4 separate regions of the Homo sapiens genome follow, and regions 2, 3 and 4 are each linked to region 1. Evidence: chromatin contacts called from ENCODE Hi-C or POLR2A ChIA-PET data. All regions are on one chromosome and are shown on one strand. The core of a region is the stretch at or near the end of the contact, and the rest is flanking DNA. Distances in the headings are between cores, read along the strand shown.

Evidence for each region. A loop is a pair of places that touch in the nucleus more often than their neighbours do. ChIA-PET counts read pairs that join two places held with the same protein, here RNA polymerase II (POLR2A). Pooled maps may share reads with other maps.
Region 2: a loop to region 1 is called in a pooled map, with 3 times the contacts of the local background. The contact joins the enhancer-like site here to the promoter of ELFN1 in region 1. A Hi-C loop is called at or near these places in 2 of 168 maps with a recorded cell type or tissue (IMR-90 and mammary epithelial cell) and 7 of 50 pooled maps.
Region 3: a map of right cardiac atrium shows a loop between it and region 1 (2.0-fold over the local background). The contact joins the enhancer-like site here to the promoter of ELFN1 in region 1. A Hi-C loop is called at or near these places in 1 of 168 maps with a recorded cell type or tissue (right cardiac atrium) and 2 of 50 pooled maps. POLR2A ChIA-PET finds 5 or more read pairs at or near these places in 2 of 52 experiments (BJ and Caco-2).
Region 4: a loop to region 1 is called in a map of naive thymus-derived CD4-positive, alpha-beta T cell, with 3 times the contacts of the local background. The contact joins the enhancer-like site here to the promoter of ELFN1 in region 1. A Hi-C loop is called at or near these places in 5 of 168 maps with a recorded cell type or tissue (A673, CD4-positive, alpha-beta T cell, mammary epithelial cell and 1 more), 4 of 37 single-sample maps with no recorded cell type and 14 of 50 pooled maps. POLR2A ChIA-PET finds 5 or more read pairs at or near these places in 2 of 52 experiments (AG04449 and activated CD4-positive, alpha-beta T cell).

What each region holds. Positions count from the first base shown.
Region 1 is chr7:1,668,279-1,671,536 of GRCh38, forward strand. It overlaps ELFN1 (extracellular leucine rich repeat and fibronectin type III domain containing 1), which reads left to right and starts at 1,999. Exons shown (of 4, transcript NM_001128636.4): 1 at 1,999-2,076. RefSeq lists enhancers at 723-1,430, 1,431-2,137, 2,138-2,844, 2,845-3,258.
Region 2 is chr7:1,816,990-1,820,112 of GRCh38, forward strand. The region is part of intron 18 of MAD1L1 (mitotic arrest deficient 1 like 1); the gene reads right to left. Among named protein-coding and RNA genes, the nearest start is that of MIR4655, 26 kb to the right of the region's middle. Within about 2 kb of position 1,287, at least 6 of the 41 ENCODE cell types and tissues checked have a DNase peak (open chromatin) inside an H3K27ac peak, as active enhancers do.
Region 3 is chr7:1,894,020-1,897,236 of GRCh38, forward strand. All of the region lies in intron 18 of MAD1L1 (mitotic arrest deficient 1 like 1), which reads right to left. Among named protein-coding and RNA genes, the nearest start is that of MIR4655, 51 kb to the left of the region's middle. Within about 2 kb of position 1,777, at least 5 of the 41 ENCODE cell types and tissues checked have a DNase peak (open chromatin) inside an H3K27ac peak, as active enhancers do.
Region 4 is chr7:1,918,517-1,921,538 of GRCh38, forward strand. All of the region lies in intron 17 of MAD1L1 (mitotic arrest deficient 1 like 1), which reads right to left. Among named protein-coding and RNA genes, the nearest start is that of MIR4655, 76 kb to the left of the region's middle. Within about 2 kb of position 1,740, at least 6 of the 41 ENCODE cell types and tissues checked have a DNase peak (open chromatin) inside an H3K27ac peak, as active enhancers do.

The DNA.
Region 1 (3,258 bases), core at 749-3,248:
CTGCTCCTGGGAAGTAGCAGGACGTCCTGGCGCGGCTCCTCCGGGCAGGCGCCCAGCACAGCGCAGGGCACACGGGGGACACCTGCGAAGGCAAAGGAGGCTCATTCCAGAGCTTCGGCTGCACTTGGCCAGCACAGGCCTGGGGGAACCTGCTGGAAATGGGGATCCAGTACCTCTCTTGGGGTTTATGTTTGGCAGGCGGAGTGGATAGGCTGGGGCCCGGAGCCCGGTGGTCATCTTCTGCACAAGGCTGGCCAGGCCAGAAGCTGGAGGGTAGCTTACTGGGACCTTCCAAGCGTGACCAAGGAAGCTCTGGGGGCCGACCAGCTTCTCCCTAGTGGAGCTGCAGCTGGGGAGACCTCACAGACAGGCAGGGAGGAGAGGGTGCCCCGCTCACCGCCGGCCTCGTTCCACAGGCCCAGGCCTGGCACATCCCAGGCTTGCAGTATCTATCTGGTGGGTAAACAAGGACCTGCTCTTGGCCTGCGGCCTGGCTCTGACCGTGGTCCAGGTCGGGGCAGAGGGAGAAAGGCCACAGCTTAGGTGTTCCAAACCACCGGTGCCCTTCCTGCCGGCCCCTGGGGCTGTGCTGGGTTTCCAGGGCCCCTGCCCCCCAGTATTTGCATGAAATCGTGGGGGCGCACTGGCTTTCGTCCTAGCACTCCCCTTCAAGGCTCTGCACCCCTATCACGGGAGCCCCACCCAGCCAGCCGAAGGAGGCCACAAGCTCTAAATTACTAAATTCGGGCCAGTGCTGGGGGCCTGGGAGCCAAGGCAGCTCAGAGCCCACTCTCCGATTCTGGCTCCTGGAGAACCCTAGGACCCGGGCGTGTCAGGCCCTGCAGCCGGGCTAGGCCGGTCCATACAGGACTGAACGGCGTCGTGGGCGTTCATTCACATTCCCTCTCCGGTCCCCACACACTATAGGATTTATCTTGATTTGCTGCCTTTGAATTGAGTCAACTCTTTTGTATGCTCGTTGAATTGCCCAGCTGCTGGCGGCGAGCGGAGAGCGTGCCGGGGGTACTGAGGCCGGGAACCAGAGGCGGGCGGGGGACAGGAAGCGGGGAGGGGGCGCCGGCGGGGACGCGCGGGCTGCGCGGGGACTGGAGAGGGTCCCCAGGCGCCGGCCGTTCTGCGAACGCGGGCTTGTCCAGGCACCGCCGGGGCCTGCCCGGCCCGAGCGTGGAGTCCCGAGGCTCCTGCCGGGGGTCCAGGCTGCCCCTGGGGCTCTGCCTTCGACGCGCTGTGTAGGGCCAGATTCTGGGCCTCTCTTGACTCAGTTTCCCTTCCTGTAACATGCGGACGGGGGCTTCCGCACAGGCAGGTTGTCAGGGTGAAACTGAGCCGAAGAGTGCTCCAGAACCCCCTGAAGTCCTCACAGAGGTTGGGGTGAATGAAGGAAGGAAGCGGGGCCAGGGCTGGGCAGAGGAGGCCCGGCCTGCGCCCTGCGTTCTCCGCCCCTAGGTCCCTGCCCTCCCGGATAAGGGGCGGACCGACGGGAGGACCTGAGAACGCCTTGGCTTTGCTTGAGGTGGTGGGAGTCGCGGGTAGCTTGTTCAGCCAACAGCTGTCGCCCCCACTCCCCCCACCCACCCACCCACCCCCTCCACCTTTTAGATGTGGGCGGGGAGGGCCGGGGACGGACCGCGAGGACGCCCCCTGCGCTTTCTAGGACCTCCCCTCCTTCCCCAGCCCCTGCGCGTCGCCGGGAGAGGGAAGGAGCGGGTTGCCGCGGGGAGCCGAGGAGAGCAGGGGGCTCGGGAGGCCAGGGAGAGAAGGGGAGGGCCAGAGGCTCCGAGCCGGACTCGCGGCGGAGGAAGAGGGGGTGGAAGGGAGCGCGCAGGCGGGCGAGGGAGCGAGGGAGGGAGAGAAGGAGGGAGGGAGGGAGGGAAGGGGGGCGGGAGGGGGCAGGGCGAGCTTGAATTCCCCCCCGGCCGCGCGGCGAGGGGCGGGGCCGCGCGCGCAGATCGATGGGCGAAGCTGGGGAGGAATTTCAATCCCGGGAGCGAAGTTAGAGCTTGAAGGACGGCGGCGGCTGCGGGCGCAGCCCCGGAACCGAGGCCGGGCGGGCAGGTAAGCGGCGAGCGCGGCCGGGCGCTGAACCTGGGGGACTTGGGACCCGGACCACCCCCGGGGAGCGGCGCGGCCAAGCCCCCCGCCACCTCGAACCCCGGGCGTCCCCGAGTGCGCAGCGTGCGCCCCCAGCCCCTGCTGCGCCCCCAGGCCTGGCGCGCGATCCGAGCGCAGCGGGCAAAGTTGGAGGAACTTGGCGGCGGCGGAGCGGGCGCAGGCTCAGCCCGACAAAGCCCGGGGGCCCGGGTCGGGGTCGCTGCCGCAGCCCGCACGCTGCCCCGTGCCTCCGAGAGGTCCCTTCCCCAGCGCCTCTCTCCCTTCCGTCCCCCTTCGCCGTCCGCACCCTGCCCGGCGCCCCCCAGACGCGGCCCCCTGCCCTTCCCTTCCCGGAAATTAGGGGGCTGTCCTCACCTCCTGGCCGAGTCGCTGACCCCTCCCCAGGCTCGCATCGCCCTCCCTGCTGGGCCGCCCTCCCCCCGACGCTGCGAGCCTCCTCGCTCCGCGCGGGGACCGTCCAGTCACGCACGGGGAGGGGTCACATTCCTCGGTCCCAGCCCCTGAGTCCAACCACTGGCGGGGGGGTGGGGTGGGGGGCTTCGCTCCGAACTGAACTTACTGGGTGCTTTCCACCCCTCGCCCCACCTGGAGTCCATCCTCGTCCTCGTCCCTCTGGGGGCTGGGAGGAGGCTGCCAAGCCTCCGTGCCCCAACCTGCCTCTAAAGACAAGCGCCCCCATTTCCATCCTTTGAAACCTGCAGGTCACCTGCTTGATGCTGAGGGTGGGGCGGGGGGCACTGCCTGCCGTACCGCACACCGCCCCCCCCCCCATAAAAACGACACCCTCTGAGATGAAAATCCGGCTTTTCCAGGTCTCAGCTGTGTGACCTTGGGGCAGGTGAATCTCAGAGCCTCAGTTTCCACACCTGTGAAATGGGGCTAGGATGATCATGCCTTCTGAAAAAAACGAAGGCTTAGCAGAAAGGGTCGAGGCCGGCCGAGCCAGGTGTGCACGTCCTCAAAAAGCCTCCGTGCCAGCACTTTCCCTTCCTGCACACCCGGAGTGGGGCCTCTTTGGACCCTGGCTTGGGCTGGCTGCCTCTGCCGCTCATTCCCTCGATTGGGCTAAGGGCTGTGCGGAGAGCCTGGGGACAGAAGCTGTGGAGGGACCGGGAGCCAGGAGCA
Region 2 (3,123 bases), core at 37-2,536, 150 kb after region 1:
GAATATGCCCAGAACTCCCACAACTCCACCATGAAGAGGAAAGAGCCAATTAAACAAGGGGCCCTTGAACATTTCTCCAGAGAAGAGCCACACACGGCCAATGAGCTCATGCCAGGACGCTGGGCACCGGGGAAACGTGAACCGCAACTGAGCGAGACACGGAGCCGCCTCGCGCCGACGGCCACTGAGAGCAACCACCATGAGCTGCTGGGTCGAGGGGAATCAGACCCTCCGCGTCGCTGGCGGGAGCGTGTGTGGTGCGGCCACTGCAAACAGCCGGCAGCTCCTCAAAGAGCTGGACGCAGAGTCCATGGGCCCAGCACCCGCCCGGGCGCGCAGCCAGGGGGTCTGAGCGCAGTCCACGCACAGACCTCGGCACGGGTGTCCACGGCAACACGATCCCATCACCAACAGATGGAACGCGGAACCAGCCCTCAACCGCCGGAGGGAGACACAAAACCGGGTTTACCCGTCAACACCGCTTCGTACAGCCGAACTCTGATACACGCTGCCACGCGGGCAAACCCCGAAAACACGCCCAGCCAGTCACAGAGACCTGTCGACACAACTCCGTGCCCAGGGGATGTCCTGGAGGGGCACGTCAGGGCTCAGGGCCAGTGGAAATGTGCCACGGTTAGACTGGTCGCGGCTGCGCACTGAATGTGCCGGGAGGAACGGAACGGTAGACTAATGGAGCGCTAGACGTGAGGGTGAGCTGCATGTGTGTGCATCGGAGCTCAGGAAACCGTTTTGGAAAGCGCTCCCTCCGCCCGGCAGCCCTCTGGGAACCCTCCCCAGGAGCCACAGGGCGGCCTGGCTCCATCCAGCTTGGTCCTGGCAGCTCCCCTGTCCACCGGAGCATGCCTGGGCTGGGCCCCGCCCTGATGGTGTCGCCCCTCCCCTCACCACCTTTGGAGCACGTGCTGCCCCAGAGGCCCTGCGACCTGACCTGTTCCTGCACCTCCTGTTTCTCAGGAGCCGTCCCCGTGCCCTCCCCCTGCCCTCCCCCTGTTTCTGCTGCCTTAGTACATTTGGCCTTGTCATAGTTCAACACAAACCATTTTTAAACAAAAACAAGAGAAACCACTCTGACCTTTCGCTGAGAAAATCCTTTCACTTCTGCCTTCTGCTCTTGATTCTGAATTTCTCCCCCTAAATGTCAGAGGGGCTGATTCTCCTGCAGCTGCCGGGCAGGGGTGGGGAGGCAGTGTGGGAAGAAGTCTCCTCAGCCGGCCCTTCGCCCTCCTCCCAACCCAGGGCTGGCAACCTGGCTGGGCCTGACGCACTGTGGTGCAGACTCTGGCCAGGCTGGACCAGAGAATAGCTGTTTTCCAGGCACCCGCCTTCCCCGGCCCTCAGAGGCTGGCAGGCTTTGGGAGCCTGGCCGTTCATTTCTAAAAATATTTTTTTTTAGAGACGAGTCTCACTCTGTCACCCAGGCTGGAGTGCAGTGGCATGATAACGGGTCACTCAGCCTCGAGCTCCCGGACTCAAGTGATCCACCTCAGCCTCCTGAGCAGTTGGAATGACAGGCATGTGCCAGCACACCTGGCTAATTTTTAAATTTTTTTGAGAGATAGATAGACTTTAGCTATTTTGCCCAGGCTGGTCTCAAACTCCTGGCCTGGCTGGTCTCAAACTCCTGGCCTGACGTGATCCTCCTGCCTCAGCTGCCCACGACGTGAGGATTACAGGCGTGAGCTCTGATCATTCTTTATTTGAAACAGGTGCACCCCGCCAGCGTCAGCAAGACAGCTGCTCCCAATGGTAGGCCGGGCAACCCACTCACGGCTCCTACAGCACCTCCTCTCTGCCGGCCTCAGGCGGCTCTGGAAGAATGATGCCCTAATATACCGCGCTGCCCTCCAGGTGGGGGTGGGGGTGGACGGAGACAGGCAGGAGTAACCAGTGCTACTCTCCCAGCTCAAACCCCACACGAAGGCAGACCCAGCGTTTGCAAAACACCAGCCCCCGGTGAACAAGTCGACCTGCTGTGCAGCCCACCTCTGACTCCGTTTCCCCCAGCGTACCCAGCCACATTGGGAGGCTCCACCTCGGTCTAACGCTCCGGCATTAGCAGGACCTGCTGAATGAGTGGCGCCGGGCCCATCCATCTCTGCCATCGCTGCTCAGCCCTCTGCCATGTTCAAATATCACACAGTCCCCAGGTACCTCGTAAATCACTGTAATTACGGGCTGCTCACTTAAAATTAAACTGCAATTTTTTAAAAAGCAAATTGCCAGTAAGACACGTTGGCTGTGGCTGGAAATACTTCTGAGGCTGCCTGCGCGCAGGCTCTGGCTTCCTCTCCCTCTGCCTGGCCGGCCCGAGCTGCCACCTGTCTAGTCTGCGCACATAGCGGCCCTGTGGCTGGCGGGCGCCCTGGGGGAGACTGAGACACTCACTCTTAATGAAGACACTCGCGGCGTCCATTGTGGCCACTGCACTCTAGTCCAGACCCTCGCTGGCCTGGCCTGGGGCTCACCTGCCCCTCTGGAAGCAGAGAGGGCCTGCCCTGGAGGGCCGGGGACCTCTGCAGCATGTCCGTGGAACACGTGGGCCAGGGATTGTGTGCCCGGCCCCCATTCCAGCTCTGCCACGTGAGCAGTGCTCACTCGGTGCCTAGGGCTGACTAGTCTTACTAAGCGCTGGTCCCACCATCCCCTGAGCCGAGCCCCATGGTGTCCCAGCGGGCACGGACAAGAGGCACGGAGTGAGGGAGGGGTGGGGGCTGACAAAGGGCTTGGAGAGCAGAGACAGCGCACACCACCAACTCTCTCCACACACCACTTTCTCCACACACCACCAACCGCAGGATGTGGTGGGGCTCGGAGGCCAAGGGGGAAGTGTGAGGGATTCCTGTCAAGAACAAGACCCCCTGCTGCTGAGGGTCCAAGAGAAACTCCATGAACTGGGAAACTCGAGGGGAGGAAGCTAGAGATGGAATGAAGGAAGCCCTGAATCCTGGCTCAAACAAGGAAAGCTGAAATAATGCAGTAAAATGAGAAGACACGCAGGAAATGGAAACGATGCTACTTCGAGATACTGGGAAGTTATGTGAATGCTGTTCATCTGTGGGGTGGCGTGAAGAGGTGGAGGCCACACCAGTGGACATCAAAACC
Region 3 (3,217 bases), core at 527-3,026, 230 kb after region 1:
AGCCCTAGACTGCCCTCTCCATAAGCCAGGCCCTGAGCTGGGGGCGTGGAGCTGCTGCGAACAGTACAAGTGCCTCTCCTGTCACCAAGCTTGGTGTCCTGGATACAAAGGAGGCAGGAATGACAGGTGGATGGGGCAGGACTGATGCTGATCTCCTGGTCAGAGCTCCTGCCAGAAGACTTGGCAGCTCTAGCGCTGTCTTCTTGGAACCCAAGGGGGAGGATTTCTCAGGAGGCCAACGGCCTCACCCAGTGAAGGGCAGCTCGGAGGAGGACTTGGGAAGAGTCGGCTTACAGGGAGCCTTTGAAAGCTCCCTAAATGTTGCAGGCCCTCCAGAAGGTCTGCAGGGACCAGGACACACAGGGCCGGCAGAGCTAGTCACAGCTCTGGGAGAAGCACGGGTGCACCGTGGGCTGGAGCTGAACCAGCCAACAGGGATCCCGGTGCAACATGACCCCTCCCCAGCTCCACAGGTGGCACTTATGAGACTTGCCTCTTGCAGCCTCCGAAGTGAGCCACAGTTACTTCTACTCCACAGGTGAGGAGACTGAAACTTGGGGAGGTGAGGCTGCATGCCCAGTGTCAGCCCTCATGAACATGCTCTAAAGGCCCATATCCAGCAGGCGATCCCTCCACATCAACCAGATGGGGCGCAGGAAGGTCTGGGAGGCCCCAGCCCTCCAAAGAGGGGAGGGGGCGAGCGGGGTGCTAGGCACAGCTGCTAGCAGGGCACATCAGCTGGGCAGGACAGAGTCTGGAGGAGGAGTGGGAGAGGGAGGAGGAAGAGCAGGAGTAGAGGGTGGGGGTTGGGTGAGGCTGGGGGAAAGAGGCTGTGAAAAGAAGCCTAGGGAGAAATGGAGCAAGAAGCATCTTTAAGAACCAGGCACCCAGCAGTGGGGGAGAAACACAGGAGGGGCACACTTAGGCCCCCTGGGGACCCTCAAGGGACAACGAACCCAACAGGATAAAACCTCCGGCAGACTCGCCTGTCAGGAAAAACACAAGGTGGCACGTGTCCTAGGAGGGAAGCCAGCGGAAGAAGGGTCCCACATCTGGGGAACCCAGGAGGGCTTCCTGGAGAAGGTGTCTACAAGCGAGCTGGGCCCAGGTGAAGAGGATGGAGCAGGTGGGCCTTGATGCTGGGGTTCCAGGGAAAACCGCAGACACAAGTTGGCAGCTTCTTCCTGCGGGGACTTCACTGCTCAGAAATGAAACCGATGGACCAAGGTGGGGTCTTGGCAACCATGATGGATGTGCCAGGAACATGGCCCCACTTACTCCTGTGGGTCAGACGTAACTGTACCTGCTTTACAGATGAGGCAGAGGCCCAGCCAGCACCCCCCTGGCAACAGCTGCACTTGGGCACCAGCCCACAAGCTCACCTAGAGTCAGCCCCCTGCCTGGGTTGCCCAGAGCTCCCCATGCCAGGCCCACCCCGCAGCTCTCAGCCCCGCCTGCAAACATCAACTTGTAAAGCCCTTCCATACTTTACTTAATCTCCCTGATCCTGTGAGCTTCAAGCATGAAAACACAGTGCATGTCACACATGGGGAAAGTGGGTAAGCTAAAAGCAACCTCGTTCCCTGACACTGTCCACCTGAGCCAGCCCCCGGAACACGGCCCAGAGCAGGCATGGTGGGTGGCCGGAAGGGTGGGGAGCGGGGCCTCTGCGGGCACCAGGCCTTGCTGGTGGAGCACTGGGCCAGTGGACCGTCTGTCCTTCCGGAGGCGGCTGCCTCAGCTCCATGGCTTCTGACCCAGCACATCCAGCCCTCAGGACCTGCAAAGTCACATTCACACGGGCCTTGGGCCAGGACAGGCCGTGGTCCAGAAGGTCAGGTCAGGCCAGGCCTGCCACTGGAAAGAAGGGACAGCAAGGGCTGGAGGATGGGCAGTGAGGGGGCGGCCTGGGGAGGCGCCAAGGCTCCAGATCACAAGAGTCTAGGAAGGCGGGCAGGATGCCTGGCAAGAGCTGCGGGGCCCAGGCCAGACCCCTGCAGGAACCACGGCTCCTCAGGGCGAGCCCGGCCTCCCGTACGCTGTGTGTCCTTTAGGCCTGGGGCGAGCAGGGCTGGGGAGCTGGCCAGCTCCTGGGCTCTCTGTCCGCCTGCCTCCTCCTCCTGGGGCCCCCTTCCTGCCTCTCCCTGACCTCAGGAGCCTGGGGGCTGAGAGGGCTCCAAGGCGGAAAGGAGGGCAGGGGTTCCTGCCCAGGCCATGGGGGCTGAAAGTCCGGCCACTGGCAAGCTGAGGCCAGCCCAAGCCTTCTGGTCTCAACATCCTGCCATGGCTGGGATCCTGGGCGGGCGGATGAGGGCCGGGGGAGCTGAGATGCTGGCTCGAGCAGGAAGAGCGGCAGGGCCCATGCTCGAGGGTATGACGGGGATGGACCTGGTGTCCAGCAAACCTGAGGACATTGGGCAGGGCTGCGCTTCAGAAGCCCATGCAGGGCTTACAGTGGTCAAGATGCTACTTGCTGACGGTGTTTTTAAAAAGTGACACAGGAGCACACACAATGGAACCCCAGGATCCCGAGTTCCCAGGTGTAAATGAACATGCCTAGGCATGTGCCTACGTATGAAACACCGAAAGGAAACACGGCGAAGCAGGACAGCGGCCACCTTTCGCGGGAAGATGACGAGTGGCTTGCTTCCCTCTTTTGGATTTTCGACACTCTCAACAGAAAACACTGTGGAGGGTGCCCCAAGGTTCCGCTGCAGTTAGTCTTCCTAAGATTCGCTTCAACTACAGCACACGCAGGGATCCGGGGAAAACGCTGCCTCTTAATTTGTAAATGTTGATGTAACGAGTGATATGTTAAGTGATAACTGTTCATGGTACACCTTTATTAATACCTAATCATTTTAGAAACCTATGGAATTCGTATAATGCATTAAACACCTCTGTGAATTATTCAAAGTATACAGAATTATACAAAAGCGAAGAAGTACATTTCTGATAGCTTAAAGACTTGGTGTGTTTTTATTATTCAAAGGTTTGAGAGTTTCAAGAGTGTAGAAATGGATGACTGTGATCTGAGAAGCAGGAAATCCACAAGGAACGCAGAGCAAGCCCGGCACGGTGCCCCCGTGCAGCGCAGGCTGTGAAGACGGGCGGGTTGTGCAGAAGGAGGAGGAAGAGCCGGGCTAAGGCTGAATCAGACAGGCAGCGGCTCACCGCTGTGAGACGCTGACGGACATGCGTAGGCCGCACTGGGTAC
Region 4 (3,022 bases), core at 490-2,989, 250 kb after region 1:
AGTCCAGGGAGGATCTGTTTGCAGGCAGCCAGGCGGGTGTGCCCAGCACAGAGGGTGGTACCCTTCCTCTACCCCGCTCACCTGCAAACCCTGTGATTAAATCCCATGATTCCTTTACAACTCTAATTACACACCTAATTAATGGTGCTGGCCTTTATTACCCAACACCAACACCAAAGAACAGCATGGAGAGAAGGGCCTAGGGTGTTTAACTGGAGTGCCAGCCAGCCTTCAGCAAAGCCACTGTGCTCTGAGGCCACTGCCCCACCTGGACTGCACTTGGGCCCACCTGAGGAGACCACAGCTCCCGGCCCCAGGGCGACTGGTGCTGTGGCTACTCCTGGCCCCAGCCCCCCTCCCCTCCCCTCCCCTCTCTACAGGGCGCCTCAATGAGTGCACAGGGTGAGAGCACGTGGCAGGGCAGGGGCACTGATCCTTCCAACACCCGTCCTGTCTCTGGGTCACCCCAGGCTCTGGCGGCTCTTGCCAGCAGGGCAGTTCCCTCCGGCCCATGCCGCCGTGATCCGGCCCCTCCCCAGCAAGGACAGGGACCTCCTCCTATCGTTCAGTCCCAGGAGTCTGCAGAGATCGTCCGCCTGTCACGCTCACCCTTGGTGCGGGGACAGACGCTCACAACTGCCCCAGGACCTGGGCCGGTGGTCCCGTTTCTCAAATGGGGAAGCTGAGATGCAGAGAGAAAAGGGTCCACCCAGACCCCCAACTGTTACGACGTGGAGCAGGACCTCCATCCAAGCCTTCTGACCTCAGGCTCCCAGGCCGTCCAACACGGCTGCCCCGGCCTCAGATGGACACACGGTGTGTTGGAGCCAGGGACACCTGCAGCCTGCAAGGTCTCCTCTGCCTTCTCTCCCTGACCTGGTGCAGGAGGTCCAGGTGGCTGGCACTGAAGGCAGAACTGTAAAGCCAAGCCTGCCGTCCTCGCTGGGGACCTACCACACAAAGGGAGGACCGCACTGGGGAATGGGCTCATTGGGAGCCACTTTTGTTTCTCTACCCACCAGCCTGGCTCAGCTTCTACCAAATGGGCTCCTGCACGGGCCCAGAGGCCAATGGGCTCAGGCCACAGCCGCCATCGTCGCCATCACCATCATGCTGAGCACACATCATGGGCCAGCGGTGCCTCTGCTATAAACACACCCTCCACAATGACCGTGATTGGAGTGAGCCACATGTCAGAGCTGAGAGAGCTGAACCCAAGGTCACATGGCTGCTGGTGCAGAGCTGGGACCATGGCCCAAGTCCAAAACAGCTGACAGTGTGTGGCAACCCCTCCTCCATCAGCTCAGGAGCAACTTTGCTTTGGAACTGAAATTTAACTTTGATCAACAAAAAGAAACTGCAGATGACTCTGGGGAGGGAGCTGAAGTTGCAAAGTGCCCAGGGGTGGCAGGGCGGAGTCAGCCTTACCCACACCCCTCCTCCAGTCCACCCAACGCTTATAGAGGGCCAGTGCCAACAGCTCCAGTGACACGGAGGTCCCCAGTGACACGGAGGTCCCCAGGAGGGCGCACAGCAGGGCTGCAGCAGCGTTAGGAGACAGCAACCCCCAGAGTCAGAAGCCGGGGCTGTGTGGGCCCAGCATCCCTGTCCTTCCCCAGTACATGAGTGCTCCTGGGTCCCCGGCTTGCCCCCAACCCTGCAGCTCTCGGGACTTGCCTGTCATTGCGTGAGCCAACTCCCTGTAACAAGCATCTCCGTGTGCGTGCGTGCGTGCGTGTGCATGTGCGTGTGTACACACATTCTACGAGTTCTGTGTTTCGGCAGAACCCTGCCCAGTAAGCTCGCCCGGGGCTGTGTTGTCTGCAGATGGAGCAGCGACAGTGTGTGGGAGGAGCAGGGGCAGAGAAAGTCGGGGAGACTCGGCTGCCGTGGCAGCCTCACACTGTGTTGTGGACCCAGCGATTCCTCAGAGGCACCAAGGGAAGTGGTTAAAACAGGAAGACCCGCTGCACGCTCTCACCCACGGGAGCGGGGGGAACCCATCGCATGGAGTTGGGGGAGAAGGAGGGTGCAGGTGTGGGGTGGGCGGGGATGAACGGAGGCTGGTCAGTGGGTACAGACGCACAGCCAGATGGAAGGAGTAAGACCTCACGTTCCACAGCCGAGTGGGGGCGGACTACAGTCAGCCACATGTGCTGTCTACTTTAAAACAGTGAGAAGAGAGGACAGGAGGTCTTCCCAACACTTAGAAATGACCAGTCCATGAGGTGACGGATACCCCAAATACCCCTGTGTGGCCACTGCCCATTCTGGGCATGCAAGACAACATCACCTACACCCCATAACGATGCACGAACACTGTGTATCCATTTAAAAACCGACAGCAAAAAACCCTAATCTTCATTGACTGAATAAAAAAGATTCACGGGACATCCGGTCCAGACAGAAAAGGGTGCAGATTCATGTTCCCTGCTCCTCCTGCAAAGCTCGGCTCTGAGCCCTGGAGACGACGAGACAGGCAACCCAAAGAGAGGGTGGGGAGGTGGGAAGAGGGCGGAGAGGCGGCCTGGAGCCAGCAGTGGGGACTCAGGACCCCTGCCCAGCAGATGGCAGCCCAGATGACACACTCCTGCCTGGACCGGAGCCTGCAAAGGGAACCCCGGCACGCTGCGGGTCTGAGACGTGGTATCGGTGAGGGAGGCGGCCCTGAGGCGCCCTTCCCTGCTCAGACACAGACGCTGGAAAGCCAAAGATTCTTCCACTAGATTAACCTATAACTTCAGTGTAATTTCAGTAAAAAATAAAACCTTGATACCTTTTTTTTGAATTTGACTAATTCTTTTTTTTTTTTTCTTTTTGGAGACAGGGTCTATCTCTGTTGCCCAGGCTGGAGTGCAATGGTGTGATTTTGGCTTACTGCAACCTCCATCCCCCAGGTTCAGGCGATTCTCCCACCTCAGCATCTATAGTACCTGTAGCTGGGACTACAGACACCCTCCCGCCACGCCTGGCGTTTTGTGTTTTTAGTAGAGACAGGGTTTCACCTTGTTGGCCAGGCTGG